2 separate regions of the Mus musculus genome follow, and region 1 is linked to region 2. The links are chromatin loops, found by intact Hi-C in ENCODE. Cell type or tissue: left cerebral cortex. All regions are shown on one strand. Region 1 overlaps 6430548M08Rik (RIKEN cDNA 6430548M08 gene). Region 2 overlaps Usp10 (ubiquitin specific peptidase 10).

Region 1 (8,000 bases), 190 kb before region 2:
TTTCTTCCCCCTTTCCCTCCCTCCCTCCCTATCCCCACTGCAGAATCCTGTTCACCCTGAAGGCCAAACTCACTCACGTGTCCACCTCTGGAGAGGCCTCTCTCCATAGCAATTCAAAATTAATTATGGTCCCTGCTGACCCTGCACTAGCCTTTCATCTAGACTCGTGTATGAGCAAGTGCGGACTCTTACTGAGCATCTGGTGTGTGAATGAGCACACTTCAGTGGGAACAAGCTCACGCTGCTGAGAGAGCATGGGATGCAGGGCACACAGACCCGGGCTGTGATGGAGACTTCAGCTTCCAAACTCAGACTCTGGTACCGGTTCAGAACGTATTCGCTATTCTGGAAGCCATGCTTATCAGCACTAAGGAGCAGCAGCCAAATGGCAAAGACCCAGGACAGCCATGCTAGGGGGGTAGAGGGAGCATCTTCATCCTTCCTCGGGCCTATCAGAGAAGATCCCCAGGAGGCGACTGCAGGGGCAGGACCACCATCTGTACCGCTTCTGTTGTTCTACTGGGGGAAGTGCAGTCCAAACCCACACACACTGACTCCTGAGAGCTTAACACTCACAGGTTGATCATAGATTCCCTCCAAACACCCAGCCCAAAATATTTTTAGATTCTCTGAGTCAGAAAGATAGAACAGCTGGCTCTGGCCACCATCCTCGGCGCACATGCACAGGGGCAGCGGTACACGTGCAGGAGAGTCCACAAAGCCTTCCTTGGGGCAGAAGCAGCTCACCAACCTTGGCTCTGACATCTTGTCTAGGCCAGGACAGTAGCAAGGGCCCACAGGTCAGAAGGCAGTGAGTGGACGCTCAGAGAGAATAGGGTAAAGGGGGGCACTAGGATTCCCTCTCCCAGTAACATCTGCTACCTACGTACGGCCTTGCTTTCTGGGAAGGTCTCCCTGCGTGAGACAGTGAGACTGGGTTCAATGTGGAAGGGCCATGTGGCACTGCATTATTACTCTCCAAAGAACAGAAAGCCACACACATGACCACATGCTTGTAGCTACCCATGGAGACCATACAAGGAAACCATCTGCAGTGACTAGGTCAGGGACACTGTTAATCCTACCACATTGTAGATTCATTCCACTCTAAGTAAAAACCCCGATTCTCACAAAACACAAACCACTCAGATGAACACACAAGAAGCCCAGCCACTAAATGCCCAGACAAGTCTCAAGCCATATTAATCACCGCAAAGAAACACGTAAAATTTCCAGGTGTGGTGGCTCATGCCTGTAATTCCAGGTAGAGATGCAAAGATCCAGAGTTCAAGGCCATGCTCAGATAAAAAGTGAGTTTGAGGCCACTACATTTGACCCTGTCTCAAAAAAAAAAAAAATTAAAACACACAAATTAGACCATTTATGCACCAAGGTACATTTAAAAACTGCAATCGAGCATGCCTTTAATCCCAGCACTCAGGAGGCAGAGGCAGGTGGATCTCTGAGTTCTAGGTCAGTCTGGTTTACAGAGTGAGTTCCAGGACAGCCAGGGCTACACAGGAAAACCCTGTCCAAACCAACCAACTAACCAAACAAACAAACAAACAAACAAAAAACTACTACAGTGCAAACCCTACCAAAGGTCTAGTTAAACTGACATTCTCCGGTTCACTGGCAATGAGGGCAGATGCAACTTCAGAAATTCTATGTCTGTCAAGAATTTGAACGCTTGAAATTTATTCTAAGAAAAGGGTTCAGTTACACACTGTACTGGCTGGTTTTGTGTCAACTTGACACAGGCTGGAGTTATCACAGAGAAAGGAGCTTCAGTTGGGGAAGTGCCTCCATGAGATCCAACTGTAAGGCATTTTCTCAATTAGTGATCAAGGGGGAAAGGCCCCTTGTTTGTGGGACCATCTCTGGGCTGGTAGTCTTGGTTCTATAAGAGAGCAAGCTGAGCAAGCCAGGGGAAGCAAGCCAGTAAAGAACATCCCTCCATGGCCTCTGCATCAGCTCCTGCTTCCTGACCTGCTTGAGTTCCAGTCCTGACTTCCTTGGTGATGAACAGCAATGTGGAAGTGTAAGCTGAATAAACCCTTTCCTCCCCAACTTGCTTCTTGGTCATGATGTTTGTGCAGGAATAGAAATCCTGACTAAGACACACAGGAAAAAAAAAATACTGTGACCCTGACAGACAGGCTTCTACACACAGCTAGTAAAATAATTATAACATGGACATCATAGCAGCCAGTGTCTGAGGCAGTGAGGACAGTGTTGATAGTCACAGAAAATATCCTACTGTGTACCATCTCTACTGGGACACTGGGGACTCTGGGATATAACAGTGGACTGGAGACACACTCAGCACTGGTAACAGGATGGCACTAAGTCCAGGTCCCTCCCTCAGCCCACTATCATACCAGTGACTTGTGAGTCAAAGAAGAAGCCAGTTTAAGAGACGAGAAGAGCCGCATGGGCCTGACATCACAGAAGGCAAGACAAGACTGATTTGAGGCTCTTTCTGATCCAGCCCTGGACTCATGGGGCTGGCAAGGTGAATAAGTCACCCTTTCCAAGAAGCCCAGAACTGCCTCTGCCTCTGTGAGTTCAGAATGATGTCTTAGTCATTTTTCTATTGCTGTGAAGATGCACAATGACCACAGCAACTCTTTAAAAAGGAAAGCATTTAATTGGGGCTTGAGGTTTAGCCCATTATCAGCCTGACAGGAAGCATGGCAGCATGCAGGGAGCCACGGTGCTGGAGAGGAGCTGAGAGTCCTACATCTTGATCCACAGGCAGAGAGACACTGAGAGCCTAGCTTGAGCATTTGAAATCTCAAAGCCCACCATCCCCAATGACATACTTCTTCCAACAAGGCCACATGTCCTAATCCTTTCAAATAGCACCACTCCCTATGAGCCTGTGGTGGCCATTTTCATTCAAACTACCACAGATGGTGACAAAAACACAGGCCAGGGACAAAGGGGCCAGATGCTGGTCCTTGGCCTTGAGTGCACAGCTTGTTTAGTGTCCTTTCCCCTGAGGATACTCAGCATCATGGCCTAATCTCTCTCAGAGGAACAGGCCAGCCGGGCAACCTTGCATACAGAGCCAGGATGCCCTGGTGAGGTGACCAACCCTCCTTACAGAATTGAGATGCTGTGGTGAGATGGCAGTTGCCATAGGACCTGGGCATGAGCTCCTAGTCCCCTCCTCAGGAAGGAAACACAGCTATACATTTCCCAGTGAGACAAGGTATTGGTCTCTGTAGCTCTCACAACAACCTCAGAGGAGGATCTCGGATGGCCTGAGGACATAGAACTGACTGTCTCTGCTTTGAGCCAGCCAGGGTCTTCTATTCAGGAGCACAGATCCAGTAATAGCAGAGTTCTTAGAGATTTCAAGGCATGATGAAATCTTCCAGTTTTTCAATGGTGGCAATGAGTTTAAATTCATTTCAAAGCACCTTGTGGGCCCTAAATCTGTGGATCTATAGGAAGAGGCTCCAAGAGGCCCTGGTGGTAGCCAGTCTAAGACCCCAGATTTTTGTTTCAGGACTCTGCTCCACAATGCAGACATCCTCAGGCTTCCAGGAAAGCTACCCGCCTCCCCACACTTTCATGGTTCATGTTCAAGGTGCTGCCAAGTAGCTGTGATTTCCTCATTCAGCTGAGATTCCTTCATGCCACAAACTCCCTGATTGTTCACCGTGAATCAGCCACTGTACAAGGAGCAGGAGGTATAGCCAAGAGCAGGAGCTGGAGTGTCTGCTTCTGTGTGCTCACAAAGTACAAGAGTCAGTAAAGTGCTTGCCACACAAGCACAAGGGCTGTGTCGGATCTCTGACCCTGTGTTAACACAAACAAGCAGCCATGTGCACCAAGGAGCACCTGCAATCTCAACACTAAGGAGGGGAAAATAGGAGGGATCCTGCAGCCCCCCTGGCCAGGCAGCCTACTCAGATCTGCAGGCCCAGGCTCTGTGAGAGATTCTAGTTCAAAAAATCAGGCACAGGCTGTATAAGCTGAGGATGTGACTGCTCCATGCTATAGATAAGAGGAAGGTTTTTATTGTAGATATGACAGAGAGGCCAGCCAGAGAAAGAGTCGAGAACAGAGAGATAAAGCTGTAGCCTGAACAGGGCCAGCAGACTGGACCTGGCTATGAGGGAAGCAGAGTAGAGAGACAGAGAGAGTGAGGGAGGGGTGGGAGGGAACGATGAAGTCAGAGAGAGGGAGGTCCAGCCAAAATAGTAGGGTCATAAGAAGAATGAGTAGCTGGGACATTTAAGGGAGGAGAGGAGGGGAGGCAGGATCTGAAATGTGTAATAGGCACTTTTTAGTGATACTAAGAGATCCTGGAGGCCAGCTGTGGTTTGCTATGCTTAAAAGGCACCACAGATATCCATGTGTCCCTTCTACCAGTGATAAGGGGAATATCTCCTTTTGGTAGAGAGGAACAGGCTTTACGAGTTCCTGAGAAACACTGGCTTTTGTCTAAGGGAAATGGAGCATCCTTTGGACCTAACAATTGAGGAAGACATCTGACATTGACTTCTGACTTCACACACACACACACACACACACACACACACACACAAGAACATGAACAGGTATACACACATATAAGACTACTGAGATTTTCTCTGCTAGGTCTGGTAAGGAGATCTGGCCCCCAGAAGCCAGTACCACACACAAGTGCTAAGGTGACCATGGCCTAGGAGGTCCTTGTAGTCGCTGGGCAGCTGCTCACTGGAAAAGCAGACCAGAGAAGCCTTCCTATCTACTGAAGGCCTGGGTGGGCCATAGGAAGTTTGGGGGAAAGGTAAGTGCAGGCCAGGGTGGCAGAGCCAAACAGGTAGGCCCTGGTAGGCAGCCATGGTATCACCATTTCAAGGGTAGGGAGGGCATGATAACTTCCTCCTTGGGTCCCTCCCAGCCCCACCTGTGCATCAGCCTTCCCAGCTTTAGGAGGAACTATGACAAGATTGCCTGCTATCACATTTGGCCACATCCCCGGAGCCTTGTTCAAACTCTGATTTCTCCAACACCACCATAGTGAGAGCTGGGATTTCCCTAGAAAGCAACTCTGAGCACAAAAGGTATATGTGCATGCAGTGTATGTGTGTGTACATGCATGCTCTAGTTTCCCTGTGGCCCAGCCCTTGCCTGAACAGGACACACAGCACAACAGTTGCTTTGTCTCTTGTCTCAAAACTGCCAAAAGTGGAGGCAGAATGGGGCTGGCAAGGTTGCATCGTGGTCCTGGGATATGAAGATAGCATGATGTCATCACCGGGGGCCTTAGGAATAAGGGTGGTCAGAGTCAGAAAAGGAGATGACACTGGGCTGCTGGGTTGGTGATAAAGAAAAACTGAAAGCCAAGGACTTGGGGAAGCTGGGGAGCAGGGAAGCACATTTTCCCTGCAGCCTTGAGAAGGACTCAGGGAAGCGCATTTTCCCTGCATTTCCCTGTGAGAAGGGCTCTTTCCAGCACCTTGACTATCCCAATAAACCAGCTGAGAACTTCTAACCTTCACAGCAATAAAGCAGTAAATGTGAGCTGTTTTAAAGCCACTAAGTACATAGTCATTTGTTCCGGTAGCAATAAGGAAGGAAGACAAATGTTACTACATAAAATACCTGTCAGGTGTAGATATCTGGGTATTTCTTGTACCCTCAGGGTACCAGAAAAAAGGCTACTGAGACCTGAGGCAGTGTGGAAGTTGGGCCCTGACTGCCCCACATCCAGCAGGGACCATCACAAATCCCTTTCCAACTGGGCTGGGGTCTAACAGGCTTCTATAGTGGCCTGTTAAAGCTGCTTCCTCCTATTGGTCACTCAAGCTCTGGAGACTCTTAAGACTTCCATTGCCTTCCTTAAACACACTACAGAGGGCCGGGAAGCAGGAAGGCCATTTGCCCTCTCCCGCTGCTTGTTCCTTCTGGCCTGTACCCATCATCTGTCCCTTTCAACACTAGAAGACAACTGAATCTTCTGCCTCCAGGTAGTGGCTGTTTCTCTCATAACAGCTGCAAACACACCAGTGGTCCTGTCTGCTCAGTGTGCTCTGGTGCCCTGCATGGTGCCTGGCTGGGAATTGACTATGGTGGTCTGGATACAAATGTAGGAGTTGCCCACGAGAATGCCCACTGAGGTGGGCGGCGCCATTCCCTGGGCTGAGGTGTCAGATGAAATGAAAAGCAGGACGTGAGCTGAGCACCAGCGTTCGCTCATTTCTGTCTCTTAGGTGCCTTAAGTTCCTGTTGCCTCGGTTTCCCCGCTGCGATGGGCTGTAACTGCACTACATTGCTTTTGTCTGCTATTCTATCACAACGTCAGAACGCAGTTGAGATACCCTGCACAGCAGCACACCAGTGCAAGCACAGTGGAGGAAAGTGGAAATTATCACGAGGCTCACAAGACCTCAGCCCACCCATACACACACCCAGTCGGTCTGCTGCAGCACTGCTTCCCGTGACTCCCTCTGGGCTTTCTGGACATATACTCCCACAGCCTCCCCTTACACCCGTCCCAACCTAACAAGAACCTCAGAAGGCTGTGACATGGTGCCCTGACACAGTCCCTGACAAAGCCCTGGAGGCCAGTACCCCAACCAGGTGGCAGCCACTGGAGAAGTTCAGAAACAAGCCACCTACTTTAAGACCAAAAGAAGACCTTCAACTTTGCCAAGCTGATGAGTTCAACTTTAATTTAAAAAAAAAAAAAAAAAAGAAAGAAAGAAAAAGGAAAAAGGAAAGGACATGACTGCTCCTAGGTGTGGTGGAGGAGAAGGTTTACTGCAGATAAAAGGGAGAGCATAGCCAGAAGCAGGGACATCTGGGAGAGTCCAGAGTGGATGTGACCCTGATCCGTGTGAGGAGAGGGGAGGGGAAGGAAGAAGAGAGAGGAAGGAACCAGGAACCAGGTGCAGCTGCCAGGAGACCTAAAGAGAGCAGAGTAACGGAAATGGTTGGCTTATGTAGAGAAGAGCAGATGGGGAAAGGCAGCTCTTCTCAGCCTCTGGGCTGGAGGAGTTTAGGGTAGGAGGCAGGTATGCCAGCCAGGAGGGCCATGTAACAAGTAGGGACTGATGATGCTCAGAGAACCTGGCAGTAGGCATTCATTTGCTTTGCCATGCTAAATAGGCACCTCAGCTGCCTTGGTCCTCCTGGGAGACGTAACAACAGTCCCAAAGATCCTCACCAACCAATCTGCTCCTCACTGAGAATAAGAGACTGTGCAACCAGGCAGGGACCTAGGCCTAGTTGAGGTGGCAAGTGGTAGCTGGCTATGTTAGGAAAGAGAAGTTCTTCCCATGAGTGTAAGTATGTCAAGCCATAGAGAATATTATCAGTGTTCTTTTAGGGGCAGTGGTGCACAGGTAGCTGTTTATAGAGTTAAACCCAGTTAATATGGTTCCAGGGTAATTTACCGACTTGTAGAATCACATAAACCCACTACTGCCCTTAAGTGACAGATGAGTTGAGTTTCTTGGTGGCCAAACCAAAGGTGACACATGGTGTGCTATGAGACTCTTGTCCTGCCAGAGGCACCCACAGTTACTTTCTCCAAGTACCTGCTGAGCCCCCTGCTTCCCTCCCTCCCTCCCTCCCTCCCTCCCTCCCTCCCTCCCTCCCTCCCTCCCTCCCTCCCTCCCTGTGCAGAGACACTGGCTGTCCCAATAACAAAATCTCTAACAAGGCAGAGACAAAAATGTGCCTTTAAATGAGTCTAGAAAGCAGCAGGCACCCAGTCCCGCGCCTTTGGAATGGGAATCTGCCTGGCTGGAGACTGCCGCTAGGCGAAGACATGCACGGCATTTTGTGAGCCTCCCATCAGGTGCCAGATGTCTCATGCTGGCGTTCTCAGAGTGTTTCCAGTGCCAGCTCAGGAAGGTGGTAGCCAAAACAGGAGCGGTGTTGCAGTTGCTAGGGAAGGAGCTGCCACAAGGCTGTGAAAGTAAGTGGAAATTTGGCCATGTCCCCAGACATCAACAGCACCTTACACATCTGTAGGGGACACTCCTATGTGGAGG
Region 2 (8,000 bases):
GCTTCCCTCAGCCAGCAGTGACCATACCTCCTGCTTGGTTTTGGTGGTGTAACCTTGGACAGACTCCCTGGCCACCAAGCTCTCCAGCGCATCCTGGACTGTGCGTATCTTGTCAGACTGGATGTCCAACTGCAGCGTGAAAAACAGTTGCAGAGTAGCTGACTCTTTGGAACTCTGCTGGTAGACCACAGACCTAAAGATTGCAATTGAAAACAAACAAAAGTAAGAGGCCACTCTCTGTCACTTTCCCTTAAAACTAACTAACAGAGAAGGAATAAGTACACAAGCAAGTTTATTCAGTATCACAGAACCAGAGACAACAGAACAGCCAAAACCGCCCTGAATTTAAAAATATCTCCGCCAACTACCAGCCTCTGTGACTAGCAACTGAGCTGTACATTTTCCCAGCTTGGCTCAGACACTTCAACTTCCAAATTCTTTGCTTGTACACCAGAGCACAGCATGCACCAGCTAACAAACTGAATGGAGTAGGGGTGGAGGTGTTTAACAAAGTATCACAGCCTGTTCTAGTGCAACGGGGATTGCGGGAATCCCCAGGGGACCGGGACTTTTAATGCTGCTCTCCTTCTATAAAACCATCAGGAGGGGGAAGGGGAGCAGGCTGATGACAATAAAACCATGTCGATGGTCTGGGAGGAGAGGCGACCAGCCTTGAGGGTAAGGCGCCACCTGACCTTGTTGTTTCCTTAGTTGTTTTTCTTCATCTTTCTTTTTCTAACTTCTTCTGAATAAAAACCATAAGTGCCTCATCTCTCATTTCACCTCATCCAGGGAACACTCTATGATTCAATCTTGTTTGTGCAGCCTGGTGTCCCAGTTTATGAGCAAAGCAGAGCTGGTGGGAGGTGGCTCTGACTGTCGGGACAGATGTGACACCCAGCTGAAATCCTTCCTGTCAGGGTCGAATGCCCCAGCCTTCCTCCGGAGTGCCAGGCAATGACTGACGCCCCCTGGGTTCCCAAAAGAAAGTTGAAAAACATCAATGAAAGTAAACCGGGGCAGTGGTGGCACACGCCTTTGATCCCAGCACTCAGACAGTTCAAGGCCATCCTCCGCTACAGAATCAGTTCCAGGACAACCAGCGAGCGCTATATACAGAGAAACCCCGACTCATATCAAGCGGCCCATGTCAAGCAATGGGCCAGAGCCCTGGGAGCTGAGCATTAGAGCAAGGGGAAAGCAGGCAAGGCAGATGGCAGGGAGGATCCAGACACTGTCACACCTGCCCCATGGGAACGTGGGAAAGCACAGACCTGATGTGTCCCCCAAAAATGCCAGTGATGGGCGTCTGGACGAAGTCCGCCTGCCGGGTGATGGACGTCTTATTCTTGGGACCCACTTGCTCCCACTCGTCCTCGCTGCCCTTGCCCGTGTCTTCCAGCTCCTCGTCCTCTATCAAGTCGCTTCTGGGCCCATTGGAAACAGAGTGTTCTAAAAAGGAGAGGGCCTGCTGAGGCTACTGTTTTCAAGAACAAACTATCCAAGCAAGTACGTCCGCACAGATTCTATGATAAGAGCTGGCTAAACAGACTCATGAGGGCCAGGGAGAAGCTCGGCGGGTGAAGCCACGTTCTCCGGGCCTGACAATGAGAATGTAACTCCTGCGGTGACGTGGTGAAGAGAACGGACTCCTGATTTGTCCTCTGACCTGCACCTTACCTCAGAAACCTCTCTAGCGCGTGCGCGCACACACAATTACAATTGCACATGGGTGGGTGGGCGGGCAGGTGGACAGATGGATGGACACACACACTCAGAAAGGACCAAAATAACAAAAAACCCCACAAAGAAAAAAGACCCCAAAACCAAAACAGGTGACCAAGCAGTGGTGGCCCACACCTCTAATTCCAGCACTTGGGAGGCAGAGGCTGGCAGATCTGTGAGTTCAAGGCCAGCCAGGACTACAGAGTTCCAGGACAGCCAGGGCTACACAGAGAAATCCTGTCTTGCAAATCCACACATATAAGAAGATCTAGTTATGCTCTACACTGAAAGTCACAGTAGGCAACTGAAGCAGCCAGCCTCACTGGACACTCTCAGACACCAAGCTCTGGAAATGCCACGCAGGCAGGGCACTGAGACGGGCTAGAGCACAAAGACTAAGCGTTCCAGGCCAGCCAGAGCTTCAGAGAAAGACCTTGTCTCAAAATCCAGAGACGTTCACATTTCACAGTTGTCTTTGGACAACTGGAAAAATCTGAAGAGACTCTGTGGCTTGAGAGAAGAAGCTATGCTCGAAGAGGAGGCCTTCAGCAGGGGCAATTATCGCCAACCTCCCATCCCTAAGGCAAACGAGCAGAGCAGTCTGGAGTGAGCTTGCACCCACGGGGGTCTTCCCACTCGCTTCTGTCTTTCTGTATCTCAGAGGTCATTTGAATGTGAAATTCTCACGGAACTCCACACTTAGCTCTCGGCTGGTGGCACTGCTTAGGCAGCAGAGGCTGGCTGGAGGAGAGGACATTACTGGCTGGGGCTTACAGCCTGGCTCTATGCTCTGTCCACTCTCTGCTCGCTGTGTGTGGGTAAGCGTGGTCATCTAGCTTGCCAGTGTGCCCTCCGCTGTGATGGACTCTACCCCCCCGGAAGCCTAAGCCCGAGCAAAGCCTTTGCAACGGAACAGGAACTATAGAATCTCCCTCTAGAGTAAAAGTTGAAACATGTGCGTGAGCTGGGTACATTTCAGTTATCCAAGCCCAACTTTCTCACTGCTCTACTAGGAAATGAACAACAGCTGGCTTTTGATGTATGCTAAGCACTGCTGATGGACAGGAGACTTCTAACTGTGCATGCCTGCACATGTACATGCATGCCCATGTGTATGTATCGATAGCACAGACACGTGACCTTCCTTGAAGCCACTATCAGGCAAACAGTCTCACCCAGAAGAACCTACTTTCGTGCGTGGGTGAGAGTAGCTTCTTCAGGCTCAGCATCTCTTCATGGAGTCCATTGAGGATGAAACCTAGATACTCCTCTGCGTCCTCCTGCCGGCCCTGAGGACAGACATGGGCACATTAATTCCAACCAGCTGGAGTAAGGCCTATAGAAGCCCCAGCACCTAGAGCAAACTACACCTTAGATGAATGCTCTAGACCAGTGAACCCAAATCCCCAGAGTTGCCATGAGAACTCTGTAGCCTATTTCTATAGCTAACCTCCTAGGCACAGATACTGGTACACACAAGCTGGTCTTAGACAATAGCGCCACTCAGCGCTGTGAAAACGTCCACAGTTCTAGAAGGTCCCTGGGTGCCTTCCACCTCCACTCCACTGCATCTGCACACTGTCGTTACACTTCTGGTTGTGCTTCTAATCCCCACTCTTGGGAGGCATTCCTAGCACCCCAAATCCCAAGTAGTGGGAAGTGAAACTCCAAAACAAGAAAAGCTGTATCACAGGCATTTAAAAAAAAAGCTAGTGGGATGGTGGTGGCGGCTCAGGATTTTAAATCCTAACACTGGGGAGATAGAGGCATGGCAGATCTCTGAGCCTGGTCTACAGAGTGCACAGGACAGGGGTACACAGAGAAGCCCTATCTTAGAAGGGAGGAAGGGGGGGGGATGGAGGGAGGGAGGGAGGGAGGGAGGGAGGGAAAAGAAGCGGGTGAGGAGAAAGGAAAAGCTAAAGTTGTGCAGCTGGTGTCTTTGTGTACCTGGATGCTCACTCTATTTTTTTTTAATTTTTTATTAGGTATTTTCCTCATTTACATTTCCAATGCTATCCCAAAAGTCCCCCATACCCACTCACCCCCACTCCCCTACCCACCCACTCCCCCTTTTTGGCCCTGGCATTCCCCTGTACTGGGGCATATAAAGTTTGCAAGTCCATGCTCACTCTATTTAAAGCAATACAGCTTCCAGACTATTCATTTAAATGGCATTCTCTTACTATTTTTCCACTCTGAGTAAGCTTCCTGTCTATACCTGCATTGCACTGCTCATGCCAATGCATTAGACTTGGCACTGGAAGACCAGCTGGATGCTCTAGACAATGACCACTGGAAGGCCGCCTGGCTCGCTCGCCTGCCCGCCTGCCCGCCTGCCTGCCCACCCGCTCACCTGCCCTTAGTTACCTGCTAGCAGGATTTTAGGAAAAGCCAGGCTACAATGGCTGAGTTGATGGACTCACTGCTGTAGCCTGAGCAGGACTAAGATGGAGGCGGAGCACTCCAGGACGAGGAGGAACCCCCCCCCCCCCACTCAAGCACATTGCAGCAACAAGGGTCAGACTCAGAAGCCAGGCTCTGCCCATCAGCGGTGGATTCACAGGCTGGCAGAGCCAGTGAGACTCCGTCCTTGGGTCTCAATGCTATTAAATGTGGGTAACTGGCACGTGTTAAGTCATTGAGTGTCTCCACCATAAACCTCACCCAGTTCTCACCCCACCAAGTCACAGCTCGAGGCATGCGCCAACAGCCACTTCAGGGTCATCTACAACTTGCTCTGTAGCAGGCTAGGCTTAGCTTCCCAGAGATCCTCTTGCCTTGGCCCCTATGCTCTAGGACGTAGGCATGGTCCCCTCCCCCAGTTCTTGGGAGCAGTTTCCATAGCAACCACAGAGCACCCCAGACCTTTTCAGACAGGCTCGACTTGATGACTGTCAGGAGTCTGTATATGTATGTGGGTTCAAAGGCAGCCCCTGGGCGGATATCTCTCACGATTTTATCCCCGAGAGCTGCAAGAAAAAAACAGAAGATTCTGGTAAGTAAAGAGACCACAGAGAGGTGAAAGCAAATCCACCCAAACTCCCATCACACGGGGAAAACACCTTGGTTTAAATAGACACTTTTTTCAGTAAGACCACACATTCACCACACGCCACCCCCTCGCTCCGTGTCCCCAGTGACAAGGCGCCTATCCCGGCGCGAGCTCTGACTCACCTTGGCGGGGTTTGGGAGGCACTGGCATGTTAGTGAACTCATTCATGAGCCGAACACTAGATGGAGAAAGAGCAAAGCAGAACTCACGTTAGGAGCAGGCCTGGGCACGGTGGCACATTAACCAGCAGCTAGAACAGCACCCAGGAGCTCTTATGTTAAAATCTACACATGTTATGGGACCATTTCCAGATGGCATTTTAAGCTGGTAAACAGTACGGGGTTTCCTACGGAATCTGAAGGGCAGCAAACTCTCCAGTTATATTCCACATCAACTTCCATAGAAAATCCCAACAACATCTCCCTTTAAAGGAGAATTCCAGAGGCTGGAGTTCAGAGACTTGTTGCTCTTACAAGGGACCAGGGTTCAGTTCTCAATACCCACTGCCAGCTCACAAGTAGCTGTAATTCCAGGTTCAGGGGGTCCAAAGTCTTCTGACCGCCACTGCCCACACGTGGCATGTGCCCTTACATGTATGCAGGCAAAGCACGCATTCACATGAACTTAAGAGCAGGGCGGGGGAGATGGTGGAGCACTCGTCTGTAGCAAATCAAGAACTGAGAGCTGGCGTCAGCCCCGGGAGCACCTGCTCGGCCAAACCGCTCGTTCCCATCACCGCAGGGAGAGCCCCCGACCACTGGCACGTGTGCGAGCGCTTTACTTACAAGCTATCTATCATGGGCGTTGATGTGCAAGGCCGCTGCACTTTTGAGTACAGAGGAATGAACTTCATCAGGTGATACATCGGAGGGCAAGCCACCAATGCCTGCAGGGTCTAAATGTCGGTAAGGAAGTGTAAAGGAAATGAAACAGACACAGAGGAACTTTTCTAAAAGGCACGTAAAAAAAAAAAAAAGATAAGCCAAGGACACTCAGCTACGTGGATATGTAAACACAAAGAGGAGTAAACCACATGAGAAGACAGCTGCCTTGTAAAGGCCATGTAAGGATCCTCTCTCTGTCGGCCGGCTGCAGGACACTCAAGAGCCTAGCTAGCTGAACAAAACACTCCCACTAGTTAGAGCAAAGCCTCTAGTTCTACGCGGCCATTCTGTCCTACTGTCTACCACCACTCCAATGAGAATAGAACATGCCCGACTCTACCCTTCATAAGCCAACAGATCAATCCTCGGACAGAGGGCGGAGAGGCTCCAGAGTACCACCGACCATGAGGCAGGCAGAGTGATGGCCCAGTCTCCGTGCTCAGAGCGCAGGCCGGCAGCCCTGGGGACGCTGCGGCAATCAAACACACCCAGACGGGAGAGTGGGCATGGTGGCCAGGCGCAGGGTTGGCAGCCAGGAAGGATACGGCATTAATGTAGCACCAGTTTCCTTTATTGATCAGCCCACGGGGTTGCAATGACACTGGCTTATGTATTAGGGTTACAGTCTCCAATAACTCTGCAAGAGTGAAGAAGCAAATGAAGACATTAACATTGCAGTCAGAATCCATGCACGGCGTTTCTGAAGTGCTGAGAGTCCTTCAGAAGAGCGTGTCCTCCGAAAGCCTTCACTTAGCACCGCTTTGTTACTAAGTTGGGGTGCAGGGGTGGGGGGCAGTTGTCTTGAACATCAACATTTACAGTTATCCTCTCAGTTTACACTAGGACGCTCCATGGCCAGAGACACCGACACAATAGCTAGCAGCAGAGAGCGGAGGTGGAAGACACTGGCATCCCCACCAAGGCTGACAGCATGCTTCACCAGCTGCTAAGTCCTCTGGATACCAGCTTCAAAGGGACTGTGGGGCAGGAGTGTGCCACCGGGCTCCCAGAAAACCCGGCAGACCACAGTGGGCGCTCAATGGCCGAGTATTAAGTGACAGCAGCAGCTCCTGCCAATCATGGAAGTGAGATCAGCCATTGGTCCACTAACTCCTCACTCCATTCAGAAGTGGGTGGGGCTTCTCTCCTGACACCCCGGAAACCACTTTTTTACAGCTTTAAGAAAGCTGTAAGCTGAGGAAGCACAGTGGGTGGCTTGATGTGGCTCCCATAGATCACTTTATCTGAGAAACTAAACCATTACAGGCTCCAGAGAAGCACCAGACACAGCCACTGAGAGCAGCCCCTTAGTGAAAGGTGTGCAGATCTAAGACAGGAAGACGCATGCTGACAGCTCCCACCAGTCCTGGAGCTGTCCAGTAACACTCAACTGCATAGTCATAACTCTGCCAAAAAGGGACTCTGACACCTCCTCTTACAGATGAGAAAACTGAAGTCACAGCACTGAGCCAGATACAACTGTGGGTCTACCTGGTGGGCTCAGCCGTTCCTAGCACTTGCTGCCAGGCCTGATGATCTGAGTTCACAGCCCCTTGTGGTAGAAACACAACCAACTTCCACAGCCTGACCTCACAAGCACACACACTTGTACATACACACAAACATGCTTGCAAGCACAGAAGGAACAAATAAGTCTAAGGAAGAAATGTTTTTAAATATTATGTAAGGCGGGACGCCCTCTTTCCCCCTCCCACTGCCTTCTGCCACCTGTTCTTGGGCTAAACAAGGATCCATAGTACAGCAATGATCACAGTAACCTCCAAACCTGTGTGTTCAAACAAAAACACACCCCAAAGCAACACCACAGGCTCTACAGCAGCCATCAACGGTGTGGCAAGCTTTTACAGAATTAGAAGCTAGGTCTTCCTACCATGGCTGACCTCTGTAAGAACAGCTAATGCATCCCGCGTGCACCCAAGCCTGCAACTAGCCCCGCTCCAGGCCAGCTCAGACAGGTAATGAAGGGCTCACTGTCCCGGACAGCACCACAGACTGTAAAAGAGTCTGGGGAGTATGCTTCACCTACAGATATACCAAGAGAACAGCTAGATGACTGGAGGCGCAGACATCAGAAAATAGGCAGTGGGGGAAAGGTGTCTGTCTATCCGGAGTAACATAAAGGACAGCAGGAAGTATGAACACTGAATGGCGACTTACACATAGGTATCAGCGTGCTGCAGTCCCAATACTCCCACGGTCACGCACAACCTTCAGGTTCAGGGTGCAGACTAATGGTATCAATATGAAGAAGCAAGCCAGAGATCTGGGTAAGAAGGTGGAAGCCAGTGTACACTGCTCAGTGGGATGCCTGGCCCAGG

The links. A loop is a pair of places that touch in the nucleus more often than their neighbours do. Peaks named below come from ENCODE experiments on the same cell type or tissue, not always from the same donor. Only the 100,000 strongest peaks of a DNase experiment are listed, where the experiment ranks them.
Region 1: it touches region 2 in a loop (3.0-fold over the local background); 3 of 42 quality-filtered maps call a loop at or near these places.

What each region holds. Positions count from the first base shown.
Region 1 is chr8:120,136,653-120,144,652 of GRCm38, reverse strand. All of the region lies in intron 1 of 6430548M08Rik (RIKEN cDNA 6430548M08 gene), which reads right to left. Among named protein-coding and RNA genes, the nearest start is that of 6430548M08Rik, 27 kb to the right of the region's middle. In left cerebral cortex, a CTCF peak has its summit at 7,778; DNase peaks (open chromatin) are centred at 459, 3,647, 6,988 and 7,847; H3K27ac peaks cover 3,010 bases.
Region 2 is chr8:119,945,373-119,953,372 of GRCm38, reverse strand. Usp10 (ubiquitin specific peptidase 10) reads right to left here. Exons shown (of 14, transcript NM_009462.2): 5 at 6,207-6,298; 6 at 5,563-5,672; 7 at 4,900-4,955; 8 at 4,591-4,694; 9 at 2,915-3,014; 10 at 1,275-1,452; 11 at 28-193. Among named protein-coding and RNA genes, the nearest start is that of Usp10, 39 kb to the right of the region's middle. In left cerebral cortex, a CTCF peak has its summit at 4,958; DNase peaks (open chromatin) are centred at 3,358, 4,876, 6,880, 7,341 and 2 more places; H3K27ac peaks cover 717 bases.